Regions from separate parts of the Homo sapiens genome. Here region 2 is linked to region 1. A link is a loop called in an ENCODE intact Hi-C map of the cell type or tissue named here. Cell type or tissue: Caco-2. All regions are shown on one strand. Links, peaks and the distances in the headings refer to the core of each region. The heading gives the core; the rest is flanking DNA. Region 1 holds the start of LOC124904700 (a long non-coding RNA gene). Region 2 overlaps LINC02965 (long intergenic non-protein coding RNA 2965).

Region 1 (15,884 bases), core at 3,988-11,987:
GTTTGTAGGCATGGAGTCTCACCATCTTGCCCAGGCTGGTCTCAAAACCCTGGGTTCATTCCGTCTGCCTGCCGGTCTCCCAAAGTGCTGGAATTACAGATGGGAGCCACTGGACCCAGCCATGTCTTTTAATGCTGCATGATATTTAAATGTTAAATATGTATATTTTAGCACTACTTCATATATACTCATTACATAAGGTAAGTACAGTTATAAAGTAAATAAAGGCTGGGCGCAGTGGCTCATGCTGTAATCCTAGCACTTTGGGAGGCTGGTCAGGAGATCAAGACCAGCCTGGCCAACATGGGGAAACCCCATCTCTACTAAAAATACAAAAATTAGCTGGGCAGGGTGGCACATGCCTAGCTACTCGGGTGGCTGAGGCAGGAGAATCACTTGAACCTGGGAGGCGGAGCTTGCAATGAGCCGAGATGGCGCCACTGCACTCCAGCCTGGGCAACAGAGTGAGACTTCATCTCAAAAAAAAAAAAAGTAAATACGGCACATAGATGTGTTATGCATAATATATATATGTATGTATGTATGTATGTATGTACGCTGGGTCTAGAATTTGAAAGGCACCTGAAAATATAATGCTTAATTTTTCAAACACTTATTTTGTGATTAGAACGAAGACAATGCATAGTGGATGACGTTACTGCCTTTCTATTCTATCACTATCTATGCACCATGTCCAAAAGGTCATGAACTGCCACTGGGTGAAGGCAGATCTCGGAGTCTGTTTGTTATATGCAGGGACTCAATGACACTCACTGGCTGCAGTACACCCGTGAGGTAGGAGGTGGGCTCAACTCCAGAGGTGAGGCTCAGACACCTGACCAAACTGAGAACTAGCTAAAACAGGGACGGGAGGGAAGCAGTTTTCCATAAGACACACCCACCAGTGCGCCATGTCAGTTTACCATTGCCATGGCAACACCGGAGAGTCACCACCCCTTTCCATGGCAATGATATAATGACCCCAAAGCTACTACCCCTTCCCTAGAAATGTCTGCATAAACTGCCCCTTAATCTACGTGCAATTAAATGTGAGCATAAATCTGACTGCAGAACTGCTCTGAGCTGCTGCTGTCTGCCTACGGGACCGGGTAGTCCTGCTCTGCAGGAGCAGTCATGGAGCTGTAACACGGCTTCTTCAATGAGCCTCTTTTCTTCTACCCTACCACTGGCCCATACTGCTCACCCTTGAATTCTTTCTTGAGCAAAGCCAAGAACCCTCACATGCTAAGCCCCAGTTTGGGGGTCACCTGTCCTGAATCAAGTTGGGAGAACTTGAAGATTCCTCCAGAAAGAAATATGTAAACTGGATGGTGCTCTCCTCATCATGCTGAGAGCTCTCTCTCCCCTGGTGCTCGGCTCCTGGCCACCTCTGCCTCCAGCCAGACTAGGTGCTCCTAGTCAGACCTGATCCTCAGCAATTTTGACCAAAGATGACTCTTGGTACTGAAAGGCCACCAGGGTCTGCTCTTCCACACACCTAAAGTTGAGGCAGTGATAGGGGAATGCAACTGGGAGTGAGGTCCCATTGTCAGGGTCCTTTCCAACCTCCTCATCTTGGCATCGAAGGGTTCCGTGTTGACCCTACCCTAGCTAAACACCCAGCCAAATATCCCCCTGCTCTTCAGGGTGCTCCCTCAGCTCCACTCACTCTGTCTCTCACACACCACCAGAAGGTACCCCTTAAAACCTGTGCGATCCACCTTCCTGCAATGCTCTTCCTTCCTCTACAAATCCACCCGCTTTCCAAAGTCCAGTTTCAGGCCCTTGTCTTTCTTCCTGGAACAAAGTGCTCATTTGAGGTTTTGAACAGCTGGAGCACTTCTGCTTCATGCAGACCTTTGGTGCACCTAGCGAACATCAACTGTGTTTTAACACCCAGTTTAGCAGCAACTTCCATTGTAAATACTTCAGCAATAATTCTCTCCAAGAATTCTTTCTCTCCTTGGTTCCCAATGAGATAGGTTTTTTCCATTATAGTAATTAACGCTTTGAATCATAATAAAGTGTTTACCACCATTTGGAATCTCCTGGTAGAATAAGAGTTCCCCAGGGAAAAGTACTTGGAATTAATCACATAGCATTGATGCCATAAAAGCTTGCTGAATTAAGACATTCCTTTGTATGGCTTGGCATTGTGGCTCACGCCTGTAATCCCAGCACTTTGGGAGGCTGAGACGGGAGGCTCACTTGAGGCCAGGAGTTCAAGACCAGCCTGGGCAACATAGCAAGACCCCGTCACTAGCAAAAAAGAAAAGAAAAAAAATTAGCCGGACATAGTGGAGGGCACCTGTGGTCTCAGCTAATGGGGAAGCTGAGGCGGGATGATCGCTTGAGCTCAATAGGTCGAGTTTATGGTGAGCTATGAGTGCCACTATATAGTGAGTGCCACTGCACTCCAGTCTGGGAAGCAGAATGAGACCCTGTCTCAAAACAACAACAACAATAACAACAAATGCTCCTGTATTTTTCTCTCACTCTCCTATTCATCCTTCAGCACCCAGTCTAACCACCACCTCCTCTAGAAAGCCTTTCTGATTGCCTAGAGCAAGGTGGGTTCTTCCATCATATCTGATGGCATCTGGCTTCTTTATATGGATTATGAAAGTCACCATTTACCTGGGCAATTATTTGTTAAGCGCCCTTCTCTTTCCCTCCACTGTGCAAACCATCGGGACAAGGGCAGGCTGTGACCTTGTCATAAGATTTCCAGTGTACCAGCCCAATGTTTGGCACAAGGCTGGTGCTCAGTGAATTGCTTGTGACATGGAAGAATTAAAGTGTGACTCTTACATACCCAATGACACTTTGCTTCCCAGAACTAAATGTATTAGCACAGAATAAATTTATTTTTTTATTATGAAAAATTTAAACATTCTCAAAAGTAGAGAGAAAAGCATAATGAGCTGCCACGTGTCCATCATCCAGCTTTGACAATTACCAATATTCTTGCCAATCTTCTGATGCAGTTTTTTTAAATCAACTTATTGAGGTATAATTTACACACACAATGTACTCATTTTGAGTGTATACTTCAATGGCTTCTAGCAAATGTGTGCATTCATAGTCCCCAAAAGTTTCCCTGTGGCACAGAATTGGGTGATTTTTTGTTTTTTTGAGATAAGATCTTGCTCTGTCACCCAGAGTGGAGTGCAGTGGTTTGATCATAACTCACTGCAGCCTCCACCTCCTGGGCTCAAGCGATCCTCCCGCCTTGGCCTCCCAAAATGCTGGCATTACAGGTATGAGCCACTGCATCCAGCCTGGCACGAAGTTTTGTGAATACAAATCCTTTTTTTTTTTTTTTTTTTTTTTTGAGACAGAGTTTTGCTCTTGTTGCCCAGGTCGGAGTGCAATGGCATGATCTCGGCTCACTGCAACATCTGCCCCCCGGGTTCAAGCGATTCTCTGCCTCAGCCTTCCAAGTTGCTGGGATTACAGGTGCCCGCCACGATGCCCGGCTAATTTTTTGGATTTTTAGTACAGACGGGGTTTCGCCATGTTGGCCAGGCTGATCTCGAACTCCTGACCTCAGGTGATCCACCAGCCTCGGCCTCCCCGAAGTGCTGGGATTACAGGCGTGAGCCACTGTGCCAGGCTGTGAATACAAATTCTTAATAAATGTTTGTTACTTTGTTCACGTGTGATCCAAGATGAGTTGAAGGAAGGGGCTTGGGCCTTGAAGAAGTAGGAGAGTTTAAAGACTCTGGGGGCCACGTGAAGGGAAAGATTTGGGCTCTTACAGCCTCTTCATTTCCCTGAGACCCAACCCCAAATTGGCCCCAACTTATTCAGTCAGAATATTCTTTATCAACACCATCATGAAAGTTTCTTCCCTTGTAACCTGAGAATGGAAAAGCCAAGTTTCCATTTCCTTCATGGTGGGATGCAGTCCATGAAGCTCTCCAGCCTGTGACCCCTTTCTAAGCCTTCCCATTGCCAATCAAATGCCCACTAGGGGTAGCCTCTTCCTCTACCATCACCTGCCCCTCATAAGGTCCTAAGTATGGACCCAGAGCCCATACACAAGGCCTACTCCACTGTGGACTGCAGACCCTGGTTCTCAAGTCCAAGGGGCAGAAGGGGCTGAGCTGGAACCATGCCCCTTGGCCACAGAACCAACCTGGATGAGCCCTGCAGACCCTGGGAGCCAGCTCTCAGGGAAGAAAGTGGAGGAGGGTGGGAGTACAGCAATGGGGAGAAGGGCAGGGGGAGCTGGCCAGTGCAGGGTGGGCCTGGGGTATGGAGCCTCAGAGCATTCTGATGAAGCAGTGTTATAGGACCAACAGGCTCACACATCCACTGTGCAGTGACAGACCATTCCACTGAGACAGCAGGGTTGGCAGCAGAGAAAGAGTTTCATGATCACAGGGCGCCAAGTGAGGACATGAGAGGAAACCCTCAAATCCATCTCCCCAAGGAGTTCTGGGCTGGCGATTTTAAGGGGATCATGGAAGGACGAGGAGCTGGAGAATTGGGGTGGTTGATTGCTTGGGGTTAGGGGGATGAAATCAGGGTGTGAAAACTGCATTCTTTAGTGAGTCAGCAGCTCCTGTGGGTTCCTTCAGACCAAATGGCATCAGTGGTTTCATCAGTATACAGAACCTGAAAAAATATCTCAAATGGAAAACTTAACATTTCTTTTGTTTGTTTGTTTGTTTGTTTGAGGCAGTTTTGCTCTTGGCATCTAGGCTGGAGTGCAGTGGCACCATCTTGGCTCACTGCAACCTCTGCCTCCTGGGTTCAAGCGATTCTCCTGCCTCAGCCTCCTGAGTAGCTGGGATTACAGGCACCTGCCACCATGCCTGGCTAATTTTTGTATTTTCAGTAGAGACGGGGTTTCACCATGTTGGCCAGGCTTGTCGCGAACTCCTGACCAGGAGATCCACCCACCTTGGCCTCCCAAAGTGCTGGGATTACAGGCGTGAGCCACTGCACCCGGCCAAAACTTAACATTTCGTAATGTTCAAGTTCTTATCTCTAGAGCAGTTAAGGGGAACTATCATCTTGGAACAGGTCTGTGTGATTCTAGAACAACAGGCACCAAACCACTGTGAGAAAGGGCAGGTCAGAGAGCAGGATGACCTCATGATGACCGCTGAATGTGCTGCAAGCTTGGTTATTTTCATTTCTCCCCGTCCCTTCTTCCCTGATTAATTTAATAAAGTGAATATGGTTTCAGCAGAAACACTGGTGGTGGAAGAAGGGCATGTCACTCACATCCTTCCCACACCTCATTTGTCTCAGGGAGGAGCATTGTTTGGGGACCCCAGAAGGGGAAGGGTTTCTGACCCCAGAAGAGTAAGGACACTTTATAGAAAAAAAGGCACGGAGCCGGGGAGGCCTTTACTGAAAGTCAGTATCCAAAGGCTCGCTGAATTCTTCAAAGAACGTTTCAGCCCTTTTTTTTTTTTTTTTTTTGCGACGGAGTCTCACTCTGTCACCCCGGCTGGAGTGCAGTGGCACAATCTTGGCTCACTGCAACCTCCACCTCCTGGGTTCAAGCAATTCTCCTCCCTCAGCCTCCCGAGTAGCTAAGATTACAGGCCTGCACCACCATGCCTGGCTAATGTTTGTATTTTTAGTAGAGATAGGGTTTCCCCGTGTTGGCCAGGCTGGTCTCAAACTCCTGACCTCAGGTGATCCATCCGCCTCGGCCTCCCCAAGTGCTGGGATTACAGGTGTGAGTCACTGCGCCCAGCCACGTTTCAGCATTTCATTTGAGCAGGGAATACATCCTCAAGAGGAGCAGGAAAAGGGAAGAAGATGCAGGAAAGTTGGCCATTATTTGAGAAGATAAAACCCACTCTCTGTGGTGCTGACAGTATTTCTTTGTGCACCATCGTTCACAGCTCTTGGTCCAGAGGTTACAACCACGCCCACCACACCACCTGCAGACTGGCTCCAGATTAATTTCCTGGGTCTGCTTCCTCCCTCACTCACATTTAACTTTGCAAATCCCCTTCATTCATTATTCATTCATTCCACAAATATTTGTCAAAGGTGCTAGAGATAAAATGGGAAATAAGTTTCTTGCATTCGAGAAGTTTATAATGTGATGAAATCATTGTCTTTGCTAGCATATATTAAGAATTTACACCTGGTGAATCTTCCTTCAAAAATGAGAAATCAAGTACGTCAATGGACATTTGGTGGGAGATTAACAGAGAATTCCAGAATGACTAAACAAACCCACAATTTTGGGGAGGAGAACAAAAAGAAAGAATGAAGACAAAATCCCCCAGAAATGGTCTCAACGGTGAGGAAAGAGAAGTCAGAAGCTGGGTATTGCTACATCCTGGAAACAGCATATAGGAAATTAGGAAATTTAGGAAGGCGATTTCTTGTTCTAATTCTGCCTGACTCATGCAAATTCCCGCATATCTATTTACGCCTCTGTCACTCAGTTTTCCTCATCTGTACAGATAAACTCTAATCTAATGCAGATGGGTGTTACAAAAATGCAACAGTGCACCTAAGAGTGCTTTGGGAACCATGAAGCTCTATATAAATAGGAAAGAATATATTTTTTTAGAGTGCCTCCTAACATCGCTGATCTCTGTCTTCCAGGCACCTTCTTTCCTGGAGCACAACTCACCAATTCCACCACCAGCTGGTTTCTTCCTACGTCACAAAAGCAACTGCGAACAGGGCTCCATTGAGTGGGGACCCGACTCATTACTTCTCTCAGGGGGCCCACAGTGGAGTTAGAAAGGCGAGCCCAGCAAACACTTACAGGAAACTGCCGTGAGCCCCATCACTGAGCATGGGTGGGGTGGGTGAACTAGAATTTGCTATCTGAGCAGTTGGTGTTTGACTTGAGTCTTTGAAGCACCTGGAAAATAATATCACACGTCCTTGGTGTTCCATGTTTGCCCTGACCGCACCTTTATCTGAAGGCCCCTGAGGGCTGAGGTCTTGCATTCCAGGAGACCCTTGAGGGTCAGGGTTTATGTGTTTCTCCTATGCCTACACACACAGGTGGTGTGGAGTTGTTCCATAGCACAGTTCCATTCATACACAAGGTTCTTACAGTGTGCAATGACCCAGGCTTGCAGCCCTTCTCAACCTTAACTGCACAGTAAAATCCCCAGGGAAACTTTTAACAATCCGGGCAGCAGGCTGCACCCCAGACCAATGCAATCAAAATCTCTGGGGGTAGTCCCTTGCATCAGGGATTTTAAAAGTTCCTCTGGGCCAGGCGCGGTAGCTCACACCTGTAATCCCAGCACTTTGGGAGGCCGAGCTGGGCAGATCACTTGGGGTAAGGAGTTCGAGACCAGCCTGGTCAACATGGTGTAACCCCGTCTCTACTAAAATACAAAAATTAGCCGGGCGTAATGGTGGGAGCCTGTAATCCCAGCTACTCTGGAGGCTGAGGAGGGAGAATCGCTTGAACCCGGGAGGCGGAGGTTGCAGTGAACAGAGATCGCGCCATTGCACTACAGCCTGGGCGACAGAGGGAGACTCCATCTCAAACACACACACACACACACACACACACACACACACACACACACACACACTTCCTCTGGTGGTTCTAACACGCAGCCAAGGTAGAGAACCACTGAGTTACAGCCTGGCCCTCAAGGGTGCACACCAATTGCCTGGGTGGGGGAGTTGACAAAATGCAGATTTTGATTCAGCAGGTCTGGTTTTAAGTCCTGAGGTTCTGCTTTTCAAACAAGTTCCCAGACGCTGCTGCCGCTGGTGGCCGGACAGCATTTTGACAGAAAGGGGCGGGAGCACAAGCAAAGTTCCCTGGGACCGGGATTGTGGTTCTAGTGCCCTCTGGTGGTCAGGACCTCCCTAGCAGCGCCCTGCAGAGAAGAACTGATGATAGAAGCCCTGGCTAACAGAATTTCTGGCGGACACCTGGATTTCAGCCTTGTAATGACCGGAGCAGAACCCAGCCAAGCCTGCTTGGACTCCTGACCTACAAAACTGTGAGATAATAAACGGGTGTTGTTTAAAGCTGCTAAATTTATGGTAATTTGGTGTGCAGCAATAGACAAGAACAAGCTTCATCGTAACAGGCCAGCTGAGAAACCCAAACCCACAGGCTCGGCCCAGTGACCTTGCACGTCTCTTCTCTAGTTCAGGGAGATGGATTCATTCCCAACCTCCTGCTCTCATGGGAGACGAGGTGGAAAGGATTGTACTTCTTGCTGCTTTATTTTTTCATGATTGCTGACTTCTTTTCATCCTACGATGCTTGTTGTCACTGACACCCGTGAAAGCTCAGGGGTGGGATGGTGGTGGGGTTGTTTGCTCTCTGTGGCTGATTGTATTTTCCAAAGGTGAATGCACGGATATATCCTATGCCACATGCCCTCCTTACAATGACCTCGATGACTTGATCTCCTTCATGGAGATATGGGATTTATGTTCCCATCCCTTCAATCTAGCAGGCCTGAGACTGTGGCAGGAGTGACCCCAGGTGACTTTGAAGGCTAAGTCATAAAAGGGGATAACTTCTGCCTGGCTCTCTCTTTCTCAGGGTGCTCATCCTCGGAACCCAGTCTCCATGCTGTGAGGAAGCCCAAGCAGATGCACAGAAAAGCCACCTGTAGGTATCCTGGTCACAGCCCCATCTGAGAGCCAGCATCAATTGCCAGACTTGTAAGTGAGAGAGCTTTCAGAAGGTTCCAGTCCCCTGTCTTCAAGTGGCCCAGCTGATGCTGAGTGAAGCAGACATGAGCCCCAGTGAGTCCTATCCAAGTTGTAGATTCGTGAGCAGAATAAACATTGCTTTGATTCTGGAGCAGTGGCTCGTGCCTGCAATCCCAGCACTTTGGGAGGCTGGGATGGGATGAATGCTTGGGACCAGGAGTTTGAGACGAGCCTGGACAACATGGAAAAACCCTGTCTCTACAAAAAATTAAAAAATTAACCAGGTGTGTTGGTATGAGCCTGTGGTCTTAGCTACTAGGGAGGCTGAGGCGGGAGAATCGCTTGAACCCGGGAGGTCAAAGCTTCAGTGAGCAGTGATTGCACCACTGCACTCCAGCCTGGGTGATAGACTGAGACTCTGTCTTAAAAAACACACAAACAAAAAACCCCAAACCAAAAAACCCCCACATCGCTCTAAGCTGTGAAACTTTGGGATGATTGTGGTGCAGCAAAAGACAACTAGAACACTGTCAGGTTTTTCCCGAGGACAAAACACTGAATTTGACCCTGTGTAGGGGTTGGGGTGAGGAAGCTTTGGTTTTGATAAATTACAGGTGAATTACCTGTTTTCCATTAATTACTATTTTTTGTTTTGTTTTGTTGAGATGGAGTCTCACTCTGTTGCCCAGGCTGGAGTGCAGTGGCACGATCGTGGCTTGCTGCAATCTCTGCCTCCTGAGTTCAAGTGATTCTGCTGCCTCAGCCTCCTGAGTAGCTGGGAGTACAAGTGCCCACCACCACGCCCAGCTAATATTTTGGATTTTTAGTAGAGATGGGGTTTCACTATATTGGCCAGGCTGGTCTGCAACTCCTGACCTCAGGTGATACGCCCGCCTTGGCCTCCCAAAGTGCTGGGATTACAGATGCGAGCCACCGCGCCCAGCCCATTAATTACTATTTTTAAAAGGCAGTCTCGTAAGAAACTAAGCACAGTGCTTATAAACCATTAGGAACTCCCCAGAAAGTTTTTGGAGTATTAGCATTTTTATAACTTTTTTTCTTTGCCACTTAATTCCCTTAAAAGATTCTCTCTTTAAATAGTTCTCAAGGAGAGTCCAGACCCGGGGGGAGGGTAGTTTGAGATATTTTTCTCTCGGGACCTCCCCACTGGTGTTAGGCAGACTTCTAAGAGGGCCTCCAACAACCTCCACCTCCTGTTTGGGTGCCCTTGTGTCATTTTCTTCCCTTGAGTGTGGGCCCGACTTTATGACTTTGCTTCTAACCCAAAGAATATGGCAAAGGTGGTGGGAGGTGGCTTCCATGATGAGATTACAAAAGATTGTGACTTCTGTCTTATGGCAAACTCAACTGCCTTCTTGGTTTGCTTGCTTTAATGAAGCAAGCTCTCCGTTCTGCAAGGCCCAAGAGGGAAGGAATTGAAAGCAGCTTCAGGCCAAAAGCCGGGGAAGAACTGAGGCCCTCAGTCCGACAGGTTGTATGAAGTGAATGAACTTGGAAGTGACCCCTTTCCAGTTGAGCCATGAGATGAGATATTTGTCCTGGCTGGCACCTTGATGGCATTCTTGGGAGAGACCATGAAACAGGGAACCCAGCAGAGCCGTGCCTGGGTTCCAGACCCACAGAAACGAAGAGATAATAAAAGGATGTTGTTTTAAGCCTCTGCGTTTTTGGATAATTTGTTGTGCAGCAGTAGGTTACTAGCACACCGACCCTCCTCTGACTCCTGCAAATCATTTCTGTGTCCGAATCCCACGCTGCCACCATGCTCAGGCTAACCTGCACCCACCCTCCCCACACACATCAGGCATCTCAGCTGAGTGCATCTCCATGAAGCATGCGTTTCAGTTACACCCACCCTGGGTGTCTGTACCTGCATTTGCTAAAACTGTGTTGGAACACTCGACCTCATTCCTCACCCCTTTGTGTTGGGAACAGGACCCCCAAAATCTGGCCATAAACTGGCCCCCAAACTGGCCATAAACAAAATCTCTACAGCACTGTGACATGTTCATGATGGCCATGACGCCCATGTTGAAAGGTTGTGGGTTTGCCGGAATGAGAGCAAGGAACACCTGGCCCGCCTGGGGCGGAAAACCGCTTAAAGGCATTCTTAAACCACAAACAATAGCATGAGCGATTTGTGCCTTAAGGACATGCTCCTGCTGCAGATAACTAGCCATACCCATCCCTTTGTTTTGGCCATCCCTTTGTTTCCCATAAGGAATACTTTTAGTTAATCTATAATCTATAGAAACAATGCTTATCACTGGCTTGCTGTTAATAAATACGTGGGTAAACCTCTGTTCGAGGCTCTCAGCTCTGAAGGCAGTGAGAACCCTGATTTCCCACTCCACACCTCTATATTTCTGTGTGTGTGTCTTTAATTCCTCTAGTGCCGCTGGGTTAGGGTCTCCCTGACTGAGCTGGTCTCGGCACTTTGTATCTTCTCTCCCAGAGCCTGTGTCCAATTCCGTCTGAAGCAGGGAAAGCCTCAGCCACACTGTCCACCTGATATAATTTGGATATTTGTCCCCTCCAAATCTCAGGTTGCAAACTGATCCCCAGTGTCGGAGGTGGGGCCTAGTGGGAGGTGTTTTGCTCACGGGAGCGGATCCCTCATGAATGTGTTGGTGCTGACCCCACAGTAATAATAGTTCTCCCTTGCTTCCTGCCATGTGATCTCCACACACCAGGTCCCCTTCACCTGCCATCATGAGTGGAAGCTTCCTGAGGCCTCATCAGAGGCTGATGCTGATGTCATGTTTCCTGTACAGCCTGTAGAACCTTGAGCCAAATGAACCTCTTTTCTTTTCCAGATAAAAATAAATTAGTGGCTGGGTGCAGTGGCTCACTCCTGTAATGCCAGCACTTTGGGAGGCTGAGGCAGGCAGATCACTTGAGGTCAGGAGTTAGAGACCAGCCTGGTCAACATGGTGAAACCTGTCTCTACTAAAAATACAAAAAATAGCCAGGTATAGTGGCGCACATCTGTAGTCCCAGCTACTTGGGAGGCTGAGGCAGTAGAATTGCTTGAATCTGGGAGATGGAGATTGCGGTGAGCCAAGACTGCACCACTGCACTCCAGCTTGGTAACAAAGCCAGACCCTGTCTCAAAAATAAATAAATAAATAAGCTGGGTGTGGTGGCACATTCCTGTGGTCCCACCTACTCAGGGGGCTGAGGCGGGAGGATCACTTGAGCCTGGGAAGTCAAAATGGCAATGAGCTATGATCATGCCACTGCACTCCAGAGTGGGCTTTAGAGCAAGACCCTGTCCCAAAGAAATAAATCAATAAAAATAAAAATAAAATTACCATATGACCCAGGAATCCCACTACTGAGTATACATCACAAGGAATTGAAATTGGTATGTCAAAAAGATATCTGCACTGCCATATTCATTGCAGCAATGTTCACAATAGTCAAGCGACTGAAGTGCTCATCAACAGATAAACGGATTTGTACAATGTGGTAGAGATACACAACTGAATACTATTTGGTCATAAAAGAGAAGAAAATCCTGTCAATTGGGACAACAAGGTTGAACCGGAGGACATTATATTAAGTGAAATAAGTCAGGCACAGAGGACAAATACTACATAATCCCACTCATATATGGAACCTAAAAAAGTTGTCTCATAGAAATAGAGTGAAATGTTGGTTACCAGAGGCTGAGGTTGCCAGGTGGTGGGAGTGGGGCAATGTTGGTCAAAGGATATAAAATTTCAGGTAGCTAGGAGGAATAAGTTCAAGAGATCTATTGTACAACCTGGTGACTGTAGTTACGGTGTATTCTTGACAAATGCTTAAAGAGTAGATTTTAAGTCTTCTCAACACAAAAAAGATAACTAAGGCTGGTGCCATGGCTCACACCAGTAATCGCAGCACTTTGGGAGACCAAGGCAAGGAGGAGTGCTTGAGCCCAGGAGTTTGAGACCAGCCTAGACAACATGGTGAAACTCCATCTCTGCAGAAGATACAAAAAACTAGCTGGGTGTTGTGGTGCACGTCTGTAGTCTCAACTTCTCGGGAGGCTGAAGTGGGAGGATGGCTTGAGCTCAAGAGGTCAAGGCTGCTGTGAGCCACGATAGTGCCACCGTACTCCAGCCTGGGTGAGAGAATGAGACCCTGTCTCAAAACAAAACAATGTGAAGTGATGCATATGTTAATGAGCTTGATTTAGTCATTCTGAAGCAGGATATTTCCCTGACCCCTTCTTGGATGGGAACTAGAGTACATGGGCGCTGTCAGGGACGAACTCCACTCGCTTGTTGTTCCACCCCTCATGGGGAGGGGAGCACAGGTGAGTGGGTGCAGGAGACAGGGTGAGGGCTTTTGGGTGCTGGCAAGAGCAAATTCCATACTAGCCCCACGGCAGTGTCTAGGGGAAGGTGCTGTGACCCCTGAAGCCCCTGACGAAGTGTTACAGTGCCCTTTTAGCTTTGCCATCCATGCATAGCTTAAGTGTTAACAGCTCAGTGGAGGGTCAGTGCGACAGCCTTTTGTACCCACACTCATGGCACCCAAGTTTTTGTCTGGCATCCAGGAGGAATGAGGTCACACAAACAAATTGAAGATGGTAAATGCAGGGGATTTTATTGCCGGTGAAAGTGGCTCTCAGCAGGAAGAGGAGCTGAAAAGGGGATGGAGCAGGAAGGTAATCGTCCCCTGAAGTTTGGCCATCCCTGGCCATCCTCTCCAAAGCTACGCTGTCAAGCTGTCCCTTTGAAGTCAGCCTGCTTCTCTCCAACATCCAACCATAGTCTCCAATGTCCAGCTGCTTTTCTTCTCTCTGCCGGCTGAGCCTGGGGTTTTTATGGGCATAGGATGGGGGGCAGGGTGAGCCACGGGTGGTTTTGGAAAAGGCAACATTTGAGTGGGAAAACAGGGATGTAAGTTCTCACTTTGGGCCGTGGTATCAAGATTTTCAGCTTGATGGACCTGGCCTCTTCTGCCCAGAATTTCCCTACCTCCTGTCCCTATCAATTCCACAATGTATCTATATTTCAAAACATCATGTTGCATACAATAATTATATATTATTTTATAAATTTAGAAAAACAAAAAAATGCAGCTATAAGAAAATAATAAAATAAAATCAAGTAGGCAAATGTTACTATGGTGTGCTTTCATGTAAAAATCATAACTATTCCCTCTGAGGCGGTACTTGCTGAGTTAGAGTCATTGTATATTTTGACAAACATCCAAAAGACTGCACAGAGGTGTCTCTTCCCTGCCGCCCCACAGCAGTGTTTGTAAGATTCTTGTGATGATGGTGTTGGTAATGACAATAGCTTTTATGCACCCAGCAGGAATTCTGTCCTGGGCCCTGTTATCTACCATTGTAACCACCCAATGGGTTCTTTTTGCCTGCTACAAAAAGACCACGGCATTGCAGTAAACAAAGTCTTTAACTGACACAGGGCCAGCCATGCCATGGGAGAAACAGAGTTATTACTCAACTTGATCTCCCTGAAAATTCAGTGATCAGAGGTTTTCAGGGATAATTTGGTGGGTGGGGGGCCAGGTAGTGGGGAGTGCTGATTAGTTGGGTTAGAGATGAAATCACAGGGAGTCAAAGTTGACTAACTGCACTGAGTAAATTCCAGGGTGGGGACCACAGGACCAGATGACCCAGTTTATCAATCTGGGTGGCACTAGCTGATCCATCGAGTGCTGGGTCTGAAAAATATCTCGAGCACCAATCTTAGGTTTTACAATAGTGATGTTATCCCCAGTAGCAATTGGGAAGGTTTAAAATCTTGTGACCCCTGGCCCCTGGCTGCATGACTCCTAAACCATACTCTCTAATCTTGTGGCTTTTGTTAATCCTACAAAGGCAGTCTGGTCCCCAGACAAGAAGAGGGTTTGTTTCAGGAAAGGGCTGGGTTTTTTTGTTTGTTTTTGTTTTTGAGATGGAGTCTCGCTCTGTTGCCCGGGCTGGAGGCGATCTCAGCTCACTGCAAGCTCTACCTCCCGGGGTTCATGCCATTCTCCTGCCTCAGCCTCCTGAGTAGCTGGGACTACAGGTGCCCGCCACCACACCTGGCTAATTTTTTGTATTTTTAGTAGAGACAGGGTTTCACCATGTTAGCCAGAATGGTCTCGATCTCCTGAACTCGTGATCCGCCTGCCTCGGCCTGCCAAAGTGCTGGGATTACAGGGGTGAACCACCATGCCCGGCCTAGAGGGAAAGGGCTGTTATCTTTGCTTCAAAGTTAAACTGTAAACTGAGTTTCTCCCAAAGTTAGTTAGGCCTATGCTCAGGAACGAACAAGGACAGCTTGGAGGTTAGAAGCAAGATGGAGTTGGTTAGGTCAGATCTCTCACTGTCATAATTTTCTCAGTTATAATTTTTACAAAGGTGGTTTCACCATATGACATGTAGTATCGGGGGAACCCACCCCCGATAATTCAATGTGGGTTCTTTTCTATTTTCCCTAAGTGTCGGCTGGTCTGAGAAATAAAGGGAAAGAGTACAAAAGAGATAAATTTTAAAGCTGGGTGTCTGGGGGAGACATCACATGTCAGCAGGTTCCGTGATGCCCCCGAGCCATAAAACCAGCAAGTTTTTATTGGCAATTTTCAAAGGGGAGGGAGTGTACGAATAGGGTGTGGGTCACAGAGATCACATGCTTTAAGGGCAACAAAAGATCACAAGGCAGAAGGTCAGGGCGAGATCACAAGGTCAGGGCAAAACTAGAATCACTCATGAGCTTCCATGTCCTGCTGTGCACGCATTGTCATTTATAAACATCTTAACAGGGTTCAAGAGCAGAGAACTGGTCTGACTAGAGTTCGCCAGGCTGGAATTTCCTAATCCTAGCAAGCCTGGGGGCGCTGCAGGAGACTAGGGTGTGTTTCATCCCTATCTACATGTGCATAAGGCAGACACTCCCAGGGCAGCCATTTTAGAGGCACTGCCCTGGGAATGCATTATTTTCCCAGGGCTGTTAATTATTAATATTCCTTACTGGGGAAAGAATTCAGCGATATTTCTCTTACCCGTTTTTGGTAATAGGAGAAATATGGCTCTGTCCTGCCCGTCCCACAGGCAGCCAGACTTTAAGGTTATCTCCCTTGTTCCCTGAAAATCGCTGTTATCCTGTTCTTAAGGTGCCCAGATTTCATATTGTTCAAACACACATGCCCTACAAACAATCTGTGCAGTTAACGCAATCATCACAGGGTCCTGAGATGACATACATCCTCAGCTTACGAAGATGACAGGA
Region 2 (15,884 bases), core at 4,856-12,855, 120 kb after region 1:
CCTTTCTTTGACTCAGAAAGGGAACTCCCTGACCCCTTGCGCTTCCCAAGTGAGGCAATGCCTCGCCCTGCTTCGGCTCGCGCATGGTGCTCGCTCCCACTGACCTGCGCCCACTGTCTGGCACTCCCTAGTGAGATGAACCCGGTACCTCAGCTGGAAATGCAGAAATCACCCGTCTTCTGCGTCGCTCACGCTGGGAGCTGTAGACTGGAGCTGTAGACAGGAGCTGTTCCTATTCGGGCATCTTGGCTCCTCCTTGAGTGAGTATCTTAATCCTGAGTTCTAGTTTGATTGCACTGTGTTCTGAGAGACAGTTTGTTATAATTTCTGTTCTTTTACATTTGCTGAGGAGTGCTTCACTTCCAACTGTGTGGTCAGTTTTGGAATAGGTGTGGTGTGGTGCTGAGAAGAATGTATATCATTGATTTGGGGTGGAGAGTTCTGTAGATGTCTATTAGGTCCGCATGGTGCAGAGCTGAATTCAATTCCTGGACATCCTTTTAACTTTCCGTCTCATTGATCTGTCTAATGTTGACAGTGGGGTGTTAAAGTCTCCCATTATTATTGTGTGGGAGTCTAAGTCTCTTTGTAGGTCTCTAAGGACTTGCTTTGTGAATCTGGGTGCTCCTGTATTGGGTGCATATATATATTTAGGATAGTTAGCTCTTCTTGTTGAATTGATCCCTTTACCATTATGTAATGGCCTTCTTTGTCTCTTTTGATCTTTGTTGGTTTAAAGTCTGTTTTATCAGAGACTAGAATTGCAGCCCCTGCTTTTTTTTTGTTTTCCATTTGCTTGGTAGATCTTCCTCCATCCCTTTGTTTTGAGCCTATGTGTGTCTCTGCACCTGAGATGGGTCTCCTGAATACAGCACACTGATGGGTCTTGACTCTTTATCCAATTTGCCAATCTGTGTCTGTAGCCATTTACATTTAAGGTTAATATTGTTATGTGTGAATTTTATCCTGTCATTATGATGTTAGCTGGTTATTTTGCTCGTTAGTTGATGCAGTTTCTTCCTAGCATCAATGGTCTTACAATTTGACATGTTTTCACGGTGGCTGATATCAGTTGTTCCTTTCCATGTTTAGTGCTTCCTTCAGGAGCTCTTGTAGGGCAGGCCTGGTGGTGACAAAATCTCTCAGCATTTGCTTGTCTGTAAAGGATTTTATTTCTCCTTCACTTATGAAGCTTAGTTTGGCTGGATATGAAATTCTGGGTTGAAAATTCTTTTCTTTAAGAATGTCAAATATTGGTCCCCACTCTCTTCTGGCTTGTAGAGTTTCTGCCAAGAGATCTGCTGTTAGTCTGATGGGCTTCCCTTTGTGAGTAACCCGACCTTTCTCTCTGGCTGACCTTAACATTTTTTCCTTCATTTCATCTTTGGTGAATCTGATGATTATGTGTCTTGGAGTTGCTCTTCTTGAGGAGTATCTTTGTGGCATTCTCTGTATTTCCTGAATTTGAATGTTGGCCTGCCTTGCTAGGTTGGGGAAGTTCTCCTTGATAATATCCTGAAGAGTGTTTTCCACTTGATTCCATTCTCCCCATCACTTTCAGGTACACCAATCAGACGTAGATTTGGTCTTTTCACATAGTCCTATATTTCTTGGAGGCTTTGTTCATTTCTTTTTACTCTATTTTCTCTAAACTTCTCTTCTCGCTTCATTTCATTCATTTGATCTTCAATCACTGACACCCTTTCTTCCAGTTGATCAAATCGGCTAGTGAAGCTTGTGCATGCATCACGTAGTTCTCATGCCATAGTTTTCAGCTCCATCAGGTCATTTAAGGTCTTCTCTACGCTGTTTATCCTAGTTAGCCATTCATCTAATCTTTTTTGAAGGTTTTTAGCTTCTTTGCCATGGGTTCAAACTTCCTCCTTTAGCTCGGAGGAGTTTGTTATTACTGCTTGTCTGAAGCCTTCCTCTCTCAACTAGTCAAAGTCATTCTCCGTCCAGCTTCATTCCATCGCTGGCGAGGAGCTGCATTCCTTTGAAGGAGAGGAAGCGCTCTGATTTTTAGAATTTTCAGCTTTTCTGCTCTGGTTTCTCCCCATCTTTGTGGTTTTATCTATCTTTGGTCTTTGATGATGGTGACGTTCAGATGGGGTTTTGGTGTGGATGTCCTTTCTGTTTGTTAGTTTTCCTTCTAACAGTCAGGACCTCAGCTGCAGGTCTGTTGGAGTTTGCTGCAGGTCCACCAGTGGAGGCTGCAGAACAGCAAATATTGCAGAACGGCAAATGTTGCTGTCTGATCGTTCCTCCTGGAAGCTTCATCTCAGAGGGGCACTGGGCCATATGAGGTATCAGTCAGCCCCTACTGGGAGGTGCCTCCCAGTTAGGCTACTCGGGGGTCAAGGACCCATTTGAGGAGGCAGTCTGTCCATTCTGACATCTCAAACTCCGTACTGGGAGAACCACTACTCTCTTCAAAGCTCAGTTGGAAATGCAGAAATCACCCGTCTTCTGCATCGCTCACCCTGGGAGCTGTAGACTGGAGCTGTTCCTATTCGGCCATCTTGGAACCCCTCCCAGGTATCCCTTTTATACAGTGATTTCCATTTCTTTAGACAAATATCTAGTGGTGGGATACCTGGATCATATAGTAATTCTATTTTTATTTTTTTTTTAGAAACCTCCATACTGTATTAGTAAATGGCTGTACTAATTTACATTCCACCAACAGTGTATAAGAGTTTCCTTTTCTCTGGCTGGGCATGGTGGCTCACTCCTGTAATCCCAGCACTTTGGGAGGCCGACTAGGGCAGGTCACTTGAGGTCAGGAGTTCAAGACCAGCCTGGCCAACATGGTGAAACCCCATCTCTACTAAAATACACACACACAAAAATAGCTGGGTGTGGTGGCAGACACCTGTAATCCCAGCTACTCAGGAGGCTGAGGCAGGATAATCACTTGAACCCAGGAGGCAGGGGTTGCTGTGAGCTGAGTTCACATCATTGTACTCCACCCTGGGCAATAGAGTGAGACTCCGTCTCAAAAAACAAAAAAAAAGATTTCTCTTTTCTCTGCAGCATCACCAGCATTTATTTTTTCTTTCTTTCAGCCATTCTAACCAGGGTGAGATGACATTTCATTGTGCTTTTGATTTTCATTTCCCTGATGATTAGCGATATTGAGCATTTTTCATATACCTGTTGGTCATTTGTATATCTTCTTTTCAGAAATATCTATTCAATTTATAGACCACCTTTTAGTTGGATGATTTGAGTTTTTGCTGTTGAGTTGTTTGTGTTCCTTGTATACTCTGGATATGTCTCTTGTCAGATGAATAGTTTGCAAAGATTTTCTCCTATTCTACAGGCTGTCTCCTCACTCTGCTGATTGTTTACTTTTCTGGGCAGGAACTTTTCGGTTTAATATATTGCCACTTGTCTATATGTTTGTTGCCTGTGCTTTTGAAGTCTTAGCCATGAAATCTTTGCCTAAACTAATGTCCTAAAGCATTTCTCCTATGTTTTCTTTTAGTGGTTTTCTAGTTTGGGTCTTACAGCCTTTAATCCATTTTTAGTTGATTTTTTGTGTGGTGAGAAATAGGCATCTGGTTTCATTCTTCTGCATACGGATATTCAGTTTTCCCAGCACCATTTATTGAGGACATTGTCCTTTCCCCAATGTATGTTCTTGGCACTTTGTCAAAAATCAGTTGGTTGTAAATATACGGATTTATGTCTGGGTTCTCTATTGTGTTCCATTAGTCTATGTTTCCCCTTTCATACCAATGCCACTCTGTTTTGGTTTCTATAGCTTTGTTGTATATTTTGAAGTTAGGAAATGTGATGCCTCTACATTTGTCATTTTTGCTCAGCATTGCTTTGGCTATTTGGGATATTTTGGTTCTATATGAATTTTAGAATTCTTTTTCTGTTTCTGTGAAAAATGTCATTGATATTTTGATAGGGATTGCATTGATTCTATAGATTGCTTTGGGTAGTATGCTAATTTTAACATTATTAATTATTCCAATACATGAGCATGGGATGTCTTGACACTTGTTTGTTTCCTTTTCAATTTCTTTCATTGCCTTTTTTTTTTTTTAAGAGATAGGGTCTTTCTATGTTGCCCAGGCTGGATTCAAACTCCTGGGCTCAAGTGATCCTTTCATCTCTGTATCTGGGACTACAGGTGCACCACCACACCAGGCTCATTGCAAGAGATATGGAGAAATATTTCCCTAGGACCTGAGTATTGTTAGATAAGACTGCAGGTTTTTTAGATTACAAATTGCTCCATGTCAACACTGAGAACCAGATGACAAGTGACAGAGGTACCCATGTGTCCTTAAAAAATTCTTTTGTGGGTATAGATGTAATATATGGGGCCACTACCAACTCAGTACTACTTTACACAAAATGATTGATATGGAATTGTTTGGATAATATGATGTCTAACTCCAGAAGGTAGAGACTTTGGTTAAGAATTTCAAGGGAGAGATTTCTTTCCTTTTAATTTTTTCCACCAAGATCCAAAGCCTCCACAGATATGCCTCTTCATCATTCTTGCCAGGCAGGTTTTAGTTTTCCTAATTTACTCAATGAATGTGGTGTCTTTCGGAAATCTCTACTTTGTGTAAGAATTGTCAAGCTAATTAAGCCTGTGTGCTTGGTTAGCACCCCTATCTTTATTGAAGCACTTATCACAATAGCTAAGATATGGAATCAATCTAAATGTCCACCAACAGATAATGGATAAAGAAAATGCATTATGTATACACAATGGAATACTATTCAGTCGTTAAAAAAATAAAACCATGTCATTTGTGGCAAATGGATGAGCCTGGAGAACATTGTGTTAAGCGAAATAAGTCAGGCACAGAAAGATAAATACTACATGTTCTCCCTCAGATGTGGGAACTAAAAGAAATTAACAAAATGGGCAAAGAAATTAACACAATCTTACATCTTTTAGCAAACTAGGAATTAGAGGATATGTCTTTTGAGTGATTAAGTGCATATGCCACAAACTTTGACTCAATTCCGTGTTGAATACTTTTCCCCTAAGATCAGGGACTGGCAAACTATGTCTACATCTCTACTTTTTCTCAACATTTTACTGGAGGTTGTAGCAAATATAAGGGTAAGAAATAAAAATAAAAGGCATACAGGATAAAAAGGAAGAAGCAAAACTCTCTTTGTTCATAGAAAACATGACTGTGAACATAGAATATCCTAAGGAATTCACAAAGAAACTATTAAAAGTAAAGAGTGAATTTAGCAAAGTTCTAGCATACAAGGTGAATATATAAAAATCAACTGTATTTTCCAGTGGTGAATACTGAAAACTAAAATGTAAAAGATACCATTTACGATAGCATACAAAAAACTTATAAAACACATAAGGATAAATTAGTAAATACTGTACAAGACTTATACACTGAAAATCACAAAAGAGGCAAATTTTTCTGTAAAGGACCAGATAGTAGATATTATAGGCTCTGAAGATTGCATATGGTCTCTGTTGCATATTTTCCTCTGTTTTTCTTCCTTTTTTCCTTTCCTCTTTTCTACAAACTTTGAAAACTCTTATCACCATTCTAAGGTTATTGGCATTACAGAAACAGACTGGAAAGAATTCAGCTCATGAACTGTAATTTGTCATTCCCAACCACAAAATAGTCTCTGAGAGAAAATTAAAGCATTCTAAAGGCCGGGCGCGGTGGCTCACGCTTTTGGGAAGCTGAGGTAGGTGGATCACCTGAGGTCAGGAGTTCGAGACCAGCCTGACCAACGTGGTGAAACCCAGTGTCTACTAAAAATACAAAATTAGCTGGGCATAGTGGTGCATGCCTGTAGTCCCAGCTACTCGAGAGGCTGAGGCAGGATAATCACTTGAACCCGGGAGGTGGAGGCTATAGGGAGCTGAGATTGCACTATTGCACTCCAGCCTGGGCAACAAGAGTGAAACTCTGTCCAAAAAAAAAAAAGAGTTCTAAATATAAGGAACTATTTACCATCCTGATAGAGTACACTATTTGATATCAGTAAATTGCCAATTTCAGCCAGGATCCTAAAAAGTAGGTCTATGGAATTGTCACAAGAGATGTTGGTGTCCTTGGAGCATAAGGCTCTTAAGACAGAGTGTATCTTGCACCTAAGTGGTCTCCTGTCCTGTACCTGGGAGAAGATAGTTCACAGACAGCTGTGTGGTTTGTGCAAGACTCATTTAGCAGAGAAATGCCCAATATGGTTGTGCTGACAATTGGTGCTCTCCACCCTGCATCTTCTGATGCAGGCAGTGAACACTCTCATGACAGGTGTACATGGTGCTAAGTACCCTAAGGACTATTTAAAAATGTAAATACGTGACACACATGATGAGGCATCACCACTGTCAGGTGGTCAATGGATAAACTCTGGAATCAGACAGTCTGAGTTCAAATCCTGACTCTCCCTTACGCCCACATGGGTGACCTGAGGAAGGCGCAAAGTCCTAAATGCTGTTTGCAATTCGAAAAATTTGTTAAAAGAGGGAAGATCTGCTTGCCTGGAAGGGATGGTATGGGGTGCAGGACCTGGGAAAATTGGGGTGCCAAGTACCCATCTCAGAAACCTTCACAGCCCAGCTGGACTCACATCTCATGCCCATGGACCCACACCTTCCTGGGTGGCCACAGAGAAGATATGCCTGCTCCAAGACTTGAGAGGCCCTAGAGGGATCCCTGGAGGAAACAGTGTGTGGTAACCCTGAGCTACCACATGGGAAGGGGACATTGTGGGGGTAAACTAGTGTCCTCTGCAGAGGTTGCCTGAAAGGAAGAGGTCAGGGCAAATCACGCCCCACACTGCTTGGTCTCTCCTCCCCATCAGAGCACGTGTCTTGCAGCTGCAGCCCTGCTGGGCCACCTGGGTGCACCAGTAATGGCATGAGACAGAGTTGATCCCTGCTGGCCACACCCCCACCTCTCCTACCCTGACCTCCTGTGAGCCAGGGCCCCTTCCTGGCAGGATCTAGGGCGCTCTGACCTCTGACCTCCAATAACCCCAGAGAAAAGGGCTAGGAGACTCACAGGCACTAGTTGCTGCCCCTAGGTTAGATGCTGAGGAGCCTGCAGACCTGGTGATCTGGGGGTGACAGTTATGTGGGGTCCTATAATACACAGTCCTGGATGCTTTTCCATGTCATCGGGCACACCTGGTGCCAAGCACCTGCAAAGAGCATGAGCTGTCTCAAGCTCTCAAAAGTCCTGCTGGGATTCCCCTTTGTCCTTTGGTGCCTTGTCTTCCCTCTCTGCTCTAGCACACACTTTCTCTGGTGTGTGTTCCAATGACATGTCACAAACATCCAGCATGGTTTGCCTTGGAGGAACATGCAGCTAGGAGACCTCTCCAAATTTCTTACTAGACTCTCAGTGTCAGACAGCACACAAACTGCTCTTCACGGACAACTTCCTCAGTAAGCCTCACCCCGCCTGGCCCCCAGGCCACCATCCTCCTTTTTCTCCCTGCCCTCTCTGTTCCTGCTTCTGGCAGGAATCCTCCTGCTGCACCTGTGCATCTTCTGAAAACAGTTCCTGGGAGCAACACGGTCACCTTTACCCCCTCGGTTTATATCACCCCTGAGAGGCCTTATGCAACCCAGCAAGCTCAGTGTTTACATCAGAAGGGGGCCTCCCCTTGGTGTCATGCCAGGGCTCTCAGAAAGACAGCACTGTATGCTTGCACCTCAAAGAAGTGCAGCCACTTAGGAAAAGTACTGATCCTACCTGCAGGGGGAAACTGACTTCTCTTCCTGTCGCTATCTGAGCGACATCTGCGCTCCTTCAATAGCAGGAGCGCTATATGGGCCATCTGATTACTCCCCTGATCCTTGCTTAAAAGAGACTGAGGGCCGGGCATGGTGTCTCACGCCTGTAATCCCAGCACTTTGGGAGGCCGAGGCGCGCAGATCACCTGAGGTCAGGAGTTCGAGACCAGCCTGGCCAACATGGTGAAACCCCATCTCTACTAAAAATACAAAAATTAGCTGGGCGTGGTTGCGCACACCTGTAGTCCCAGCTACTTGGGAGGCTGAGGCAGGAGAATCACTTGGATCCAGGAGACGGAGGTTTGCTTGAACCCAGGAGGCAGAGGCGGAGGCGGGAGAATCGCTTGAACCTGAGAGGTGGAGGCCTGAGGCAGGAGAATGGCATGAACCCTGGAGGCGGAGCTTGCAGTGAGCCAAGATCGCGCCACTGCACTCCAGCCTGGGCGACAGAGCGAAACTCCGTCTCAAAAAAAAAGGGGATCAAGATAAAGGGCCACTGCAGCAGTGCCATGCACCATCAATATCTAAGCCCCTTTGGGTGGTGGCAGGTTTGCAGTCATTGTGTCTGTCCCAAACCCTGGCTCCTTGTCAGGGGTCATTGAAATCTGCAGAAGGGCTGACAACACTCAGAACCACAACTTATTCTAGGAAGGGCTTAGACCTGAGCACCAGGTCCTGCCTGCCTATAGCATCCCTGTTGCAATGAGGGAAGATCAGCTCTACGGAGCAGAAATCTGTTTTGGGAGCCCTTTCCTTCCTGGCTACAGAGTGACTGAGGCCCACCCAGCCAAAGCATACCTGTTACTATTGAAGGAGATAACATCGCTAAGAAGGAGCATATATCAGAATAAACTTCTGTTCCTCCTTGTGTTCGGATCACCCGGGTCCCATCCCGCTAGAGCACATCAGTTGGACGGGTATCTCTATAACGGTGCTGGAGATAATTCTGTTGCTGTCTATAGTCAGACCACCTGGGACACACCTGGCCAGAATGCATCGGTAGCCTTGAGGGTTCCAACACCACACTTGTGCTTAGAGGCCCTCTTGTGTCCGCCTACATGCAAAGCACCTGGGCTCCACCTGTTCAGAGCACATGTGTTGCAATGGGAGGGCACAGCACAACTGTGACAAAGAGTCCTCTTTCTGCACCTCGTCAGAGCATTTGGGGCCCACCTGGCTAATAAACACATGTTCCCACTTTCTATCAGGCACCCACGGGAGCACATGTGCTACTGTTGGAGGGCCTGACACCACACTTGTGGTTGGAGATGCTACTGTTTATGAATCCAGTTCAGAGCACCACGGACCTTCCAGCCCTGGGCATAGATTGGTACAGTGGGAGGGGACACCGCCATACCTGTGTTTGGGAACATTTCCATACCCACCATCATTCAGAGAACCTGGGATGCTTATGGCCAGAGCACTGTTGTAGCCAGAGGAGGGCAACATCATAAACTTAGAGGAAGACACTTTTAGTGTCCCTTTCAGTCCAAACTCCTGGAGCGTAAGCCAGGGAGCCTACCCCTTTTGACTTTGTAGGAGCCAACATCACTGAGAAAATACTTGTGCTTCAGGTGGAGTAAATGTCCCTCTGTGGTGGGCACAGCAAATGGCAGCCTTGTCTTTGGTCCCTGCCCCCGCCCCCAAGCCCCCGTTGCCTGCCCAGGTCTTCACAGAAGATGGAAGTACTGGATTGCCAACCTACTCATTTTTCTCTAGTGAAAGAACCAGGAACTCAGTGCCTAAGAAGCAAAATCTTCTTGTAGAAATGGCAGTGGGTGGCCACTGTCCACCATGAAAGAACCTTACTCTGCTGGAAAGGCTCAACCCATTCTAGTTATGTCAAACTCAACCTGCTCTTCCTCCTCCTCTAGCAAGCTTGAAGGTGAGCACCTCGAAGGGCTTCTTTTTATGTTGAAAGGCACGGGTTTGCATGGCGGTTCATCAGAGGTCAATACCCCAGTTTGAGAAAGTCCACTGTGGGGAGGAAAGAGAGACTTGTAAGTACCAACTGTGCTCCACTCTGGTTTTGTCTGTAAGCCTGGAAGACTCAAGCTCTGGGACACTTTCCTTCTAGTCTTGGGACTGGTAGCACCTCCAGCAACTCCCACCCCGCTGCGGGCAAGCTGTTCCTTTTCTTTTAACCTATTTGTCTCCATGGTCCTTTTACTTGCTTTTCCGGATTAAATATCTAAAGCCTCCTTCATGTTCATGAGTCTCTGCTCTGGGGTCTTCACTTTTAGGCCAGTCTAGAAGGAAGGATGCCTTCTATGAATGGTGACAGGTTGAGCCAGACTTGACATTTCAAAATTTTCTGTGGCTCAGCTAATGTGACATGGAAGTAGCACACTCTAGGACTGTTTGTGCTGACTTCTGATGTCTCTGATGAGAGTGTGAGGATATCAGCCCAGGAAGAGGAGAGGTCCAGAGAAAGAGAGACCAGGACATGCCCTTGCCACCTCCCTCTGTGCTTCCCCTACACCATCTGACCTCCCCAAAGGTCAGATCCTCCCTGCTGTGTGACAGGAAAGCACACTTTACTGTTTTCGTCTTTTAAAAATGTTTGAATATCTTTTCTATGTGTTTTTTTTTTAAATTAGATTGGGGCCAGGCATTCCACTGTGAAATACAAATAAAACCCAGAGGCCGGTTGAGGTGGCTCACGCTTGTAATCCCAGCACTTTGGGAGGCCGAGGTGGGGTGGATCACCTGAGGTCAGGAGTTCAAGACCAGTCTGGCCAACATGGTGAAACCCCATCTCTACAAAAATACAAAAATTAGCCGGGCATGGTGCCATGTGCCTATAATCCCAGCTGCTCGTGAGGCTGAGGCAGAATTGCTTGAACCCTGGAGGTGGAGGTTGCAGTGAGCCAAGACCGTGCCACTGCACTCCAGCCTGGGTGACAGAGCGAGACTCCGTCTCAGAAAAATAAACAAACAAATAAATAATAAAACCCTGAGCCCTCTGACTGACTGAACAGACCCCTCTTGGCCAAGGTGACCCCCAAAAAACTAAAAACTAAGTTTCCCGGCCGTAAGGAGATGGGAAATTGCGCCTCCGTATACCCCTTCCTCACTGTTACCAGGGTTTTTTTTTGTTTGTTTCCCAAATTAAACAGAAACAAGCCCTGGAAAAACAAAGAATGGAACACCCCTCCGCTGACTTCAACCAACTGCCTGCTGATGCGGCCTGACTCCCAGCCCTTTTTGCAGTTTTGAAGTGACAAACTGACTAGGCTACAAAGTATTCAACCATGGGCTGGTTCTGGCTGGTTCACCGAGGCTGTGTACAAAGTGTCTTCATGTCCTGTGTTTCACCTTTTAACATACAGAACCTAATTTTACTGCATTTTAATGTTAATTCTCCACTCGAAGGTGAACATGGGATGTATGTAACACATATGTTTGCTTATCAAGCACACATATGACCCCCTTTCATGAATATTCATAGTTCCCCCTGTGACCTGTTGAATATGTCTGTTTAGCCAACCTGTTTGGCATAAAACTCCTATCCCACCCTATCTCCCTCAAAGTACCTGTTTGTGGTCTCAGCTGGAGGTGCCACTTCCCAGCCTGCAGTTTGCAACCCTTCTCAAGAAATAAAGTCTTCCTTTCCAAGTTTACGGGTCTCATATTTTTAGTTGACACCCCCAAGTTGGTGCTTCACATGGAGAGGATAGGTTTGGCATCCAGCCTCTTGGGCCTGCAAGAACAATGAAAGAAAGAGCTCATGCCACTGGGTAATTACTGAAACATTTTAAGTCTAGGATAAAATATATGACTCAAAAGTTGTTATCATACTCCTTTAAAAAGTCCTGCAAAAAATTATTTTGAGGCCGGGCGCAGTAGCTCATGCCTGTGATCCCAGCACTTTGGGAGGCCAAGGAGGGTGTATCACCTGAGGTCAGGAGTTTGAGACCAGCCTGGCCAACATGGTGAAACCCCATCTCTACTAAAAATACAAAAAATTAGCTGGGTGTGGTGGTGGGTGACTGTAATTCCACCTACTCAGGAGTCTGAGGCAGGAGAATTGCTTGAACCCGGGAGGCAGAGGTTGCAGAGAGCCGAGATCGCGCCACCGCACTACAGTCTGGGCAACAAGAGCGAAACTCCCTCTCAAAAAGGAAAAAAATGAAAGAAAAATAAATTATTTTCAAGTAAGTACCTGGATTGGGCCTATGTGGGAAAAGATACAGTTTGTCCCTATTTAAACCACTAAAATCTCAAGTTGCAAAAGTTGACACTCCACCCAACCCATGGCTGATCATAGAGTCAGGCTGAATCTAAACTAGACTTCATTGTTGAAAACTCTATAATTTCTAAGGCATTTTATAACCCAGGAAAACCACCTTCAGATGGAGGAAAGAGGGAAAACCCAAGAATTTCTGCCAGCTTCTTATGTATTATTTTATTAAACATTTACTTAGTGATGAACCTGCACTAGACACTGTGCTAGTCACTGGTGAGATAGGGTTCAAAGACATTTCTTGACCTACAAGAACTTACATTCTAGTAGGAGAGACAGATGCATATCAAAAATTTAAATAGGACTTTGTGCTAGGGATCGGAGAGCAGGTAAGAAGGACATAGTATTAAATACGGGAGAGAAGGAACTTTAATTGCACCTCAAGAAGCAGGAGGAAGCCTCTAGGTAGAGTGGGGCTATTTTCACATCAAGGAAATATTATGTGAAAAGTCAAGGAAGCCAGAGAGGCTGTGAGCCTGTGGGACACAAGGAAGGTAGTCAGGTACAGCTGGAGAATGAAGTCAAGCCTGGGGTGTACGGCTGTAATGATCAGCAGGGGCCAGATAACGGACAAATTAATGTACGTGATGGGCACTTGTCGGTCATCCTGAAAGTATGCAAAGTCACGAAAGGAGTGAAAGCAAAGAAGTGAAATGATGATATGTAGCTTTTAGAAACATTCTTGTACTTCCTTGGAAGGAAGAATCCAATGGGTGCTAGAACAGAGGTAAAGGGGCTCCGGGGGTTCTTTGGCCAAAGCAAAGACGAGACAATGAGCTCCCGTTCTAGAGGAGCTGAGAGTGGCTGGAGAGGAAGTAGCAGAAGAGGGAAGTGAGACGATTAACTGCCACACATGACCAGGGTGACTGTAGCCACTTGCCTTAGACAAATGGACATGCATTGTTTTCGTAGGGTGAGTTCAGCTTTCAATAGTGTTCGGTTTTTAATAGTGTGAAACCCTGTGGATGAATCAGTAATATTCAGAAGGCAGTTGACTCATTTATTTGTCAATTTGCCATATTTATTGAGCATCTGGGATGAGCTGGGACCTATTATAAGTAGCAGCAAAAATGTCAGCAGAGCTTACATTCGAGTTGGCGGGGGGAGAAAATAAACAACAATCGTAATCACACATAAATGATGTGGCAGTTTAGCTGGTAACACATGTTATGAAGAATAAAATTGCCTGTGGAGGTTTGACACTTGGAGTAAGGAGAAGCAGAAGTCTCCATGTGCACGTGGAAGAGAGGACAACCTCACTAGGAAGGTGAGTTTTGAGCAAGGTCTAGAAGGGGGTCATCAAGTGACCCACACAGACACGTGAGGGAAGAACACTGGAAACAGCAGAAGTAGCCACTGCAAAGGATCGAAGGGAGGATGCCTGGCATCCTCGTGGGGCAGTCAGTAAGCTGATGGGGCTGCGGTCAGCACGAGAGAGAGTGGGGGCGAGGAGAGCAGAAAGGGATGGGGACACACAAAATAGGGAGGGCCTTGTAGGTTGTCATTATAAAGTGATGACATCCTCAGAGATGGGAATGACTGGAGGGCTTAAAGCATAGGACAGCATGATCTGCCGTAGATTTTAAGCGGATGATTTTGGTTGCTCGGATGAGCACGGAGGCTGAGAGACCAGTCAGGAGGCTGAGCCCCTAAGGTGGAGGGTAATGATGGCTTGGACACACAACAGCAGTGGGGGGCATGAGAAGTGGATTGTGCACATTCACTTTGGATTGTGTACATGTATCAAAGTATTGTTGTGGAATTGAATGATGGGAGTGTGTGTGAGAGAAAGGGTCCAGGAATTTGCTGTTCTGGGAGGGGGAAATTTTTTCTCATTAATGAATACTTGATCACAGGGACTATGGAAACAAATCACACAGATGGCATCCAAAAATAAGAAGGGAAGTTTGGGCGCGGTGGCTCATGCCTGTAATCCCAGCATTTTGGGAGGCCAAGGGGGGTGGATTGCTTGAGCCCAGGAGTTTAAGACCATTCTGGGAAACATGGCAAAACTCCATCTCTACAAAAAAATACAAAAATTAGCCGGGCGTGGTGGCATGCACCTATAGTTCCAGCTACTCAGGAGGCTGAGGCAGGAGGATCAATTGAGCCCAGGAGGTGGAAGTTGTAGTGAGCCATGATTGTGCCACTGCACTCCAGCTTGGGTGATAGCAAGACCCTGTCTCAAAAAAAATAAGAAGGGAGAAAACAGAGGAATGATGGATGGACTCCTCCTCCTCTTTCTCCTCCTCAAACATGCGGTTGAGTTCGAAGACCATTGGCTGTGTGTATGGGAGAAATGCTGACGTCTTCACCTCAGACAGTTATGAAAACAAATTCCAGATGGATTCAAAAAACAAGGTTTTCAAAAAATTATAAACGTCTTAGAACAAAATGTAAGAGACCCTGATTAATCCCTTGGGCTACAAAGGAGTTTTTAAGAATAGAAAGATTATAAAATAAGATACTGAGAAATGAGATTGCATCAAAAGAAAATTTATTATCTGGAAACCATAAACGAGATTAACTTTTGCCCCAAAAGTATTTAATTCAGAAAATAAATAGGCAAGCCATAAGCTATAAACTGGGGAAATTATTGGCAAAACATATATCTAGCAAAGGACAAGTGTGCAAGATCTATAAAGAACTCCTACAGGTCAACTATAAAATGCCCAGCCACATAATAAATGGGCAAAATATTTGAACAATTCTCCTATAAAGAAGTATCATAAAACAAGCACACGTAAAAGTATTCAACATCATTTGTCATTAGAGAAATGAAAATTTAAAACAACAATACACCACTACACAGCCACCGAAATGGATAAAGTTTAAAAGGTATCCAACCCAGGTATCCAAATGTTGGCAGGCATATGGAGTACCTGGAACTCTTCTTCATTTCTGGAGAGAATATAAAATTGTAAAACCACTTTGGAAAAAAGTTCATATGGTTTCTCAGAAAACTACACATATATCTAGTCTGACTGAGCAATTTCATTCCTAAGTATTAACCCAAGAGAAATAAAAACACATGGACACAGAATCACTTGCACCAGAAAAGTTCACAGCAGCCTTATTCATAATATGTAAAACCTGGAAGTACCTCAGATGTCTATTTATATAGAAAGCAAAAACAAACCATGGTGCATTCATACTCAGATATCAAAGTGAATGAATTCCTGATAACAGGCAACATGGATGGATCACAGAAACATGATGCTGAATGAAAGACTCCTTAAGGCTTAAGAACAGTGCATAATGTATGCTCCCATTTATATGAAATTATAGAGCAGCCCAAACCTGTAATGAAAACAATTCCTGCAGCATTGAAGAGAGGGATGCCTTCATTCATTTTTGTGTTGCTATAAAAAGAATACCTGAGGCTGGGTAATTTATAAAGAAAAGAGGTTTCTTTGGCTCACAGTCCTGCAGGCTGTATAAGAAGGATGATGCCAGGATCTGCTTCTGGTGAGGGCCTTAGGCTGGCAAAGAGGAGCTGGCATGTGCAAAGATCACTAGGCAAGAGAAGAAGCGAGAGAGGAGGGGAGGAAGGTGCCAGGCTGTTTTTAACAATCAGCTCTTGCAGGGCTTAATAGAGTGAGAACTCACTCATCACTGTGAGGAAAGCTCCAAGACATCATGGGGGCTCCAACCCCATGACCCAAACACTTACCATCAGGCTCCACCTCTAACGCTGGGGATCACATTGCAACATGAGATTTGGAGGGGTCAAACAAACCAAACTATAGCATGGGGGAGTCAGATGTGGGGGGTCGGGGCAGCCCCTCCCATAAGTGATCTCACAGGGCGAAGATCTGAGCTGTTGTCTCCCTGTGCTGACCAATCTGCTCTGGAGAAAGGGGATCTGACTGA

What was found. Peaks named below come from ENCODE experiments on the same cell type or tissue, not always from the same donor. Only the 100,000 strongest peaks of a DNase experiment are listed, where the experiment ranks them.
Region 2: it touches region 1 in a loop (9-fold over the local background); 3 of 110 quality-filtered maps call a loop at or near these places.

What each region holds. Positions count from the first base shown.
Region 1 is chr19:34,965,264-34,981,147 of GRCh38, reverse strand. It overlaps LOC124904700 (a long non-coding RNA gene), which reads left to right and starts at 7,521. Exons shown (of 2, transcript XR_007067237.1): 1 at 7,521-7,964; 2 at 8,519-8,782. LOC124904699 (a long non-coding RNA gene) reads right to left here. Exons shown (of 2, transcript XR_007067236.1): 2 at 13,228-13,457. In Caco-2, for the core only: a CTCF peak has its summit at 7,806 (motif pointing left); DNase peaks (open chromatin) are centred at 6,927 and 7,757.
Region 2 is chr19:34,844,550-34,860,433 of GRCh38, reverse strand. It overlaps LINC02965 (long intergenic non-protein coding RNA 2965), which reads right to left. Exons shown (of 5, transcript NR_186333.1): 4 at 11,302-11,468; 5 at 9,509-9,742. It overlaps LINC03049 (long intergenic non-protein coding RNA 3049), which reads left to right. Exons shown (of 4, transcript NR_182286.1): 2 at 132-260; 3 at 9,640-9,765; 4 at 10,885-11,383. Among named protein-coding and RNA genes, the nearest start is that of LINC03049, 8.2 kb to the left of the region's middle. In Caco-2, for the core only: a CTCF peak has its summit at 8,800; a DNase peak (open chromatin) is centred at 8,793.